Regions from separate parts of the Homo sapiens genome. Here region 1 is linked to region 2. The links are chromatin contacts, found by Hi-C or POLR2A ChIA-PET in ENCODE. All regions are on one chromosome and are shown on one strand. Each heading gives the region's core, a stretch centred on a gene start or an enhancer-like site at or near the end of the contact. The rest is flanking DNA. Distances are from core to core; before and after follow the strand shown.

Evidence for each region. Hi-C counts contacts between places; a loop is a spot of excess contacts on that map. ChIA-PET counts read pairs that join two places held with the same protein, here RNA polymerase II (POLR2A). Pooled maps may share reads with other maps.
Region 1: a map with no recorded cell type shows a loop between it and region 2 (5-fold over the local background). The contact joins the enhancer-like site here to the promoter of DISP1 in region 2. A Hi-C loop is called at or near these places in 1 of 168 maps with a recorded cell type or tissue (CD8-positive, alpha-beta T cell), 7 of 37 single-sample maps with no recorded cell type and 12 of 50 pooled maps. POLR2A ChIA-PET finds 5 or more read pairs at or near these places in 1 of 52 experiments (activated B cell).

The regions. Positions count from the first base shown.
Region 1 is chr1:222,653,662-222,657,377 of GRCh38, forward strand. MIA3 (MIA SH3 domain ER export factor 3) reads left to right here. Exons shown (of 28, transcript NM_198551.4): 16 at 582-637; 17 at 728-818; 18 at 994-1,132. Among named protein-coding and RNA genes, the nearest start is that of MIA3, 37 kb to the left of the region's middle. RefSeq lists an enhancer at 1,311-1,550. Within about 2 kb of position 1,395, at least 10 of the 41 ENCODE cell types and tissues checked have a DNase peak (open chromatin) inside an H3K27ac peak, as active enhancers do; they include CD8-positive, alpha-beta T cell, where a contact is called at or near this core.
Region 2 is chr1:222,813,125-222,816,727 of GRCh38, forward strand. DISP1 (dispatched RND transporter family member 1) reads left to right here and starts at 1,915. Exons shown (of 9, transcript NM_001377229.1): 1 at 1,915-1,954. RefSeq lists an enhancer at 1,306-1,365 and silencers at 1,606-1,685, 1,776-1,875.

The DNA.
Region 1 (3,716 bases), core at 145-2,644, 160 kb before region 2:
AAACTTGTCATCTCAGTAGCTGTGTGGTTTTAAGGCCCACAACTGGTTTTAAGAGTACTGAGGTGGTTGGAGGCATAAACTGACTAAGGCCATGAAAGAAAACCACAACTGGTTTTGAGAGTACTGAGGTGGTTGGATCCATAAACTAAGGCCATGAGAGTGGAGGCTATAGTGTTGCAGTGTTTACTGATGAGGAAAATGTTTCTAGATGCCCTCTCTCAAGTTGGATATTGCTTGTGTAGTGGGTGTTTTAAACCACACCTGGTAGTAGATTCTGGAGGAGAATAGGAGGGAATCTTTCTGAATAAGACACTAAGCCCAGATGGAAGAAAGAGCTTTATCTCACATGTTTCTTCTTGCTCAATAATGGCATGTATAACATGTTTATTGTACAAATGGGAATTCACTTTTTCAGTCTTAAGTTTGCAGTTCTCTTAAAAGTCAGTCTAATCCTTTTCTGTTTTTGTTTGTTCTTTAAATGTTTGAACATGACAATTGTTTAGTTTTGGGTAAATCAAGAAAATATAGATTTAAAAAGCAAGGGAAGAAAAAGCAATGAAAGAAAGCCTTTTGTTTTTTAGGTGACCGGAATGAGAAGATGAAAAATCAAATTAAGCAGATGATGGATGTCTCTCGGGTATAATCGTTTTTAGAGTCCCATAATTGCCTGTGAATACTTTTACTATGCCTCACTTTTATGAATACTTGTCTCTTCTGCAATTTTTAGACACAGACTGCAATATCGGTAGTTGAAGAGGATCTAAAGCTTTTACAGCTTAAGCTAAGAGCCTCCGTGTCCACTAAATGTAACCTGGAAGGTAGGTTGCTTCTTGAGAAGAAATTGCTATATATTGGAAAGATACAAAATTGCATTAGAAAGATAAAGAGCGGCTTCCTGCTTTCATACTTCTCATTTCTCTCAGCACCAGCCCCCAACCAAGTTCTCAAGTTCTTGTGCACACATATGGAACTCAAATGTTTTATCCTTTACAGACCAGGTAAAGAAATTGGAAGATGACCGCAACTCACTACAAGCTGCCAAAGCTGGACTGGAAGATGAATGCAAAACCTTGAGGCAGAAAGTGGAGATTCTGAATGAGCTCTATCAGCAGAAGGAGATGGCTTTGCAAAAGTAAGATTATCATCATTTACTGTTAACTGTATTGTCATGTCAGTAAATAAATGTGTACTAATATAGATAATGTTATCGTTTTTCAGGATTGTACTCTTTTGCATCTGTAATTAGTATAAATTTGTCTTTCTTTCTTTCTGCTTTGTTTCTCATAAGCTGCATTTTTCTTTCCTTTCTAACCAGTAGTCAAAAACTGTTGCCTGTAACTCACTTAAGGGGGAGCAGTGTACTGGTACTGACGGTCGCTGCTGTGGGAGTGCTTCTCTTTTGAAGATCTGGCCATGCCTTGTCTGTGGCTCCGCCACTTGTTTCACTTTCCTTTCTTTGTGGTCAATTATGTAATTTCCTTTAAACAGTCTGAGGGATTTGTATGACGTGTTTTAGTAGAATAAAAACTTCAAAAAAGGAAAATTTACTTATTGAAGGTACATTTAGTTTTGGACTTCACAGAGTAAAATATTCAAACTAAACATAATTGTGGCAAAGATATTAGGAGTTTTGAATGTAGAACTATTTGGTGTGTATATTTAGATAATAATCCTCTGAAATACATATCTCAAATTTCGAGCGAGGTACCTTTTGAGAGGTATATTTTTATAGTTCAAGTTTTTTGTCCACAAAAACATCTGAATTCTCTAAAAATAGGTTATCTGTGGCAGTTGCTATTTGTGTTTGCTCTTATGTTTTACTCTTTGGTGTATATGGCAGTGTGTGAGGAGGCCTCTCTTGCTAAGCAAATTTAACTTTTTTAAATGCTTAGACTGCTACTGCTGTATGCCATTAAATATTGAAACCATACCATTAACTTTTTCTCTAATTCTTTGCTCACCAGGCAGCCAGTTTAGATTTTCCAGGTTTTGTTCAGGCCAGCTCTAAATAAATGCCTGTCCTGCTTCAGAGAGACATTCCTCATTTCATTACTTTTTAAAAAAGAGCACTTCTCTGCCTCCAATAGTAATGTGAATTACGTAAATGGCAACTGTTTTTCTTCGTGATACAGTTAACCCATTGATGTGGCAGTGTTTTATTCAACTTCCCCAAAATTCATTCAGTCTCCATGTGTGGTTTGTACTCTACTGTCCACCCCTAAAGTCACTGTGTTAATTCAGGCCCTTGTCATCTTTTATGCCAGTCCCCTAGCTAATCACGTATCTCCAGACTTTCTTTCCCTTTTTTTTTTTTTTTTTTTTTTTTGAGACAGAGTCTCACTCTGCCGCCCAGGCTGGAGTGCAGTGGCGTGGTCTCAGCTTACTGCAAGCTCCGCCTCCCAGGTTCATGCCATTCTCCTGCCTCAGTCTCCCGAGTAGCTGGGACTACAGGCGCCCGCCACCATGCCCGGCTAATTTTTTTTGTATTTTTAGTAGAGATGGGGTTTCACCTGTGTTAGCCAGGATGGTCTCAATCTCCTGACCTCGTGATCCACCCGCCTCGGCCTCCCAAAGTGCTGGGATTACAGGTGTGAGCCACCGCGCCCGGCCAAAGAATATACTTTAATGCAGGTTCAGTGAGTTTACTTTTGTATGAAAATGTCTTTAGTTTGACTCCATTTTAAAAGGATCTTTCTGCTGGTTCTGGAATTTCGATAGTTGTTTAGTATCAGCACTTTAAAGATAACCAGTTATCCTCTAGTTTTAAAGTTTCTTTGAGGAATCTATTATCATTCTTATTTTCTCTTTTCTCTTTTTTCAAATGTTTTATGCCTGCCCTAGCTGCCTTTCGTCATTTTCTTTTTGGTTTTTCAGCAGTTTTCTTGGGAGGTGCCTACATGTAGGGTTTTGTCATCACCCTTCCACCCTACCCTCCTGCTTTTTCTTTTGCATTTATACTGCTTGAGGTTATAAACATCTCTTGAGTTTGGAGCCTCTTTTTTCACATATTAATTCTATCTTATTCTCACTTGTCCTGAGAATCCAATTCAACATACTAGGATCTCCCACCCCTACCCCTCGCCCAATGCCTCCTACATTCTGAATATGCTTCATTCTGGATGTTTTCTTCTGACCTATCTTCCAATGTGCTAAAAATCTCACCTCAGTTGTCTAATCTGCTAAAATCATTGAGTTCTTTTTGGTTTCACTATTTTTCACTTTTATAGTTTCTAATCCTCTGCTGAAATGTGTAATCTTGACTTGTACTTCCTTCAATTTGTAAGGCACAATTGCTTTAAAATCTATGTGGTAATCCTATTATGTGGATCCCTTATGAGTGTGTTTCTCTGGTCTTCTAGATTGTGATTACATTGTCTTGTCTTGTGGAATGTCTGGTTGGTTTTGATGGAGTGGTGAACATTGTTTTTGAAAATTGTAGGGGAAATTTGAGGTCTAAGATGATGTTATCATCCTACATAAAAGATATGAGATTACCTCTAGCAGGTGGTCATTACTTTATTCCAGTTAGCAATTAAAATCATTCAAAAATGGCTTAGTTCCTTTAAAGGACATTGTATTTATTGCCTGTTCAATACTCCAAGTGTGCAGCTCTTTTCTGGTCTCAACCCAAAGCCTAGGGCTTTTACTAGGGGTCCTTCTCATTGGCAGCCCTGAACTCCCTCCGCTTCTTGTTTCTCTCAACCCAGGGATCTGTT
Region 2 (3,603 bases), core at 665-3,164:
AACTATCCCAGTTTAAGCACCGAAAGTCCAGCATCCTGGTATCCCCCTGTCTTTAGCAAACCAGAGTAGCTGGTCACACTAGGACATGGTCGCTTGTGCATATGTGGCCCATAAAAGGACTGCCTCTATGTATTTCAGCCATTCCTACAAAAAAAGGAATTGTGAGAAGCTATAAGGAAACATTTCACAGAGTGTCTATTACATTCTACTTCTTGGCACCCAGCGTGGGCACACACACACACACACACACACACACACACACCCCCCACATCACACCACATACACACTCTCTTCTTTCCATCCTTTCAAAAATACACCTTGCCGCTATGTGAATCAGTTATTTCAAGTATCACCACAAATGGACTACTAACCTTCCCAATGGGAGAAAACCCAAACGCGTGACCTTTTACTTCACTTAGAGTTGATGTTATGCCCTCTAAGTACAGACTTTCTACACGATATCCATTCCTCATTTTCTTCTACTGTAATCCTATCTCCATATATTGCAATGTATGGCCTTTTGCTGGCAAAAGGAGAAAAAAAGAAAAATGTATGTATTATACCATTCCTTTTTAAAAAGGCAAAGAAAGGGCTTGGTGTGCAAGAGAGTATTTATTAAACACTGGTAGCAAAGAAAACAAACAAAAAATGCAACAGTCCTCATTACTGTAGCTGGTGTTGAAGCTTCTTTCTTCTGGGCCCATTCCATAGTTCCCTGTGACTTCAGTTAGCATCTCAGTTGGTTGGGGTGATTTGCTCAATGCAGCAACCTGAGGGGTATGATCCCTTGTGGTCCTGCCTTTATAGGGTTGTGGTAGCCGTCTATTGCCTTTACATCTGGGTATGGCAGTTCAAGAAAGCACCCTCAAGGATAAAACATGCTATTCATGATGTATTATTTTTCTTTGATGACTAGGACAATCCCCCTAGTCAACCCCATGACTCACTGTTTTGTCTATTCCCTTAGATGACCCCACGGATTCCGTTGCACGGAGTCTCTGAAGTCCAAAATTTTTAAGCATAGGGCACAACGTTCTTCATGATTTGGCCTTGTCTCTTCTCATTATGCTTGCTCTTGCATCTGCCATCTGACACTTTGCTTAACTCCTGGCCAGCTACCGGTACAAGCCAAGCTCTCACTCCATAACGTCCTTCTTCTCTGCATGCCCTTCTCCACTGTGCCTGTCCTTTAACTCTTATTCATCATTTATTTCAGTCTCAATTGAAGAGTCATTATTTCTAGAAAGCCTTCTCCGCCCAGCTCTCTACATTGCACCGTTCCCTACAGCACCACCAGAGTGCCTCTAACACTTGATGGTTTCATTGCTTATATATTTTTGTTTCTGTGCATAAGCCTCCCGAGGGAGCCGCCGCTGTTCGATTTATTCTATAGCTAGTTCCTCGCCCTGAGTGTAAGCCTCACGAGAGTGGGGCTGTCCTCTGTTCGCTCTATCCCCAGCCCCTACAGCAGTGCCTGGTTGTTCACAGGCCTATATAGCAGGTGATAATAATCTGAATAATGAAAGAAGAAACACTGTCTTGTGGCGTGATTTACTTCTGTTTTTACTTATGTCAACTTTTAACTAGATTGTGAGGACAGAGGTCAGTGTCTGAGTCATCTTGTGCCTCACTGGGCTTGGGCAGAATAGACGCTTGGTCAAGCATTTGCACACTGGTCGATGGATACACTAGAAAGAGCAGGAGCGCGAGAGGGAATTTTTTTGGCGCCTGCCTCGCCCTTTCAAGCCAAGCCCCTCTGCCCTCTGCCCCTTGCCAGCCGCCCGTCGCCCGCCGCCGGCGATCCCTCTCCCGGGGAGCGGTAGTCAAGCGAGGCCAGCGGGCCGGGAGCGGGCCGGGAGCGGGCGAGGGGCGGGACTTCCGGTCCCGCTCGCGACGCGGACCGCGCCAGGCGGAAGCCCGGCTCCGGGCCAGCATCCGAGAGCCCGGACTGGAGGTGAGTTCGCAGCCGGAACGTTGCAGGCACTTGTTTCCTCAGTGGATGCCTTTCGGCGCGCCGCCGCCCGGCGCCGCGGGACTGGGAGACCGGGTAGGGACGGGAGAGTCGGCATCTCCCGCGCGTGTGGAGGGAAATCCGGGACCCCAGGCTTGAGAGAAGGGCCAGGACTGAGAACGGGGAACCAGGAGAGCCCTAAGGGCAGCCTTTAGGGACTGAGGAGGGAGGCACCGGGGACCCTGAGGCCAAAGAGGCCCTGAGACTGGAGGTTGCGGATGACACGGGGCAGAGTTGCATCTCGGAGGAAAGTAGTCATTCGTGGGGGCGTGTCCCGGGTCCTGGCGGATTGACTGAGAGGATGGCAGGAGATGGCAAAGGTTGGCTTCCAGGGAGAGGTTACAGAGGAGGGAGTCAGTCCTTCTCTGAGGGTCGTAGGTGAGAAGGACGTCTTGACCTAACGAACCAGAAAGATGACCAGCCACCTATTGGATGCTGAACTCCTATTGCTTCATTTGCAATTCATGCAGTTTGTTTTTTGTTTTTAGAAATATATCCCGCTCCGCGCGTGTGGATTTCGGGAAAATATTGTATATTCCTAGGGACCGCTCGAATTCTTGCTTCACCCAGATTCTGCGTGTCTTTGTCAAACTGATAGTAGTTGAGAGTTCTCTTCACCCAAGGAAGACAACCAAAGTTTTCCTTTTGGACTCTTCTCTACCCTGCAGAGTTTAGCTTGTCTTATTTCCCTTGTCATGGGATGAACTAAATGCGTTCAGAATTATGGTGATAATCACATGGAAAGCCAGTGCTGTCAATGTTTGCAGTTTCAACTCATTGTTTTTCTGTCCAACTTTCTAACACATTTTTTCTAAAAGCTATTTTGTTGGGTTTAGTCTTTTAGTTTAACCAATAAAGGCAATTTTACATCAGGGTGCAGCAAATTACTAGCAGTTCTTAAGATTTTACTGTTCCTTTTTATTTCTGCTGTAAGGAAATATATATATATATATATATATATATATATAAATATTTGCCATTGTCAGTGTTTTTTAAAAATATTGATAACCCAAGATCTGTTGTTACACGCACATTAGCACATTTAGTTTTCCCCAGTGGCCAGTGTTTGGTATGTGGGCTCATTATTATTACCAAAGGTAATTATTGATTTAGTTATTATTTACCTTGCATTTATGTTTTATTGGATGTGATTAATATGTGCTTCCTAATCTACATAATATAGTGTTTCACTCAGTGTAATTACAAAGATTCTCCTAGCTTTTAAGTAGGTAGTAAGTGAATTGGATTTTTGCCACAAAGTGAGCAAGGTAGCTAGGAAGAATCATAACACTGTCACTGATGGAGGGTGAGATCTGATGATTGCTTTGCTTGTTTCAGGTGTTTCACATTTCAAATGTTAGAAGTTTTTGTTTTAAAAATTACTGTATTAGTACAGGTAACTTTTAGATCTGATTTGGTGGTCTGACTTGAACTAATTCAGGAAAACTAGAACATTTTATATTTATTGGTACTGCGATATCTTGCTAGCTTATAAATTCTTGATGGCCTTGAATATCTGTGCTTGAGTGAAATACACAGTTATAACGTCCTTATGTTTAGGAGGACTGCTGATATTTACAAGTGTAAAGCAA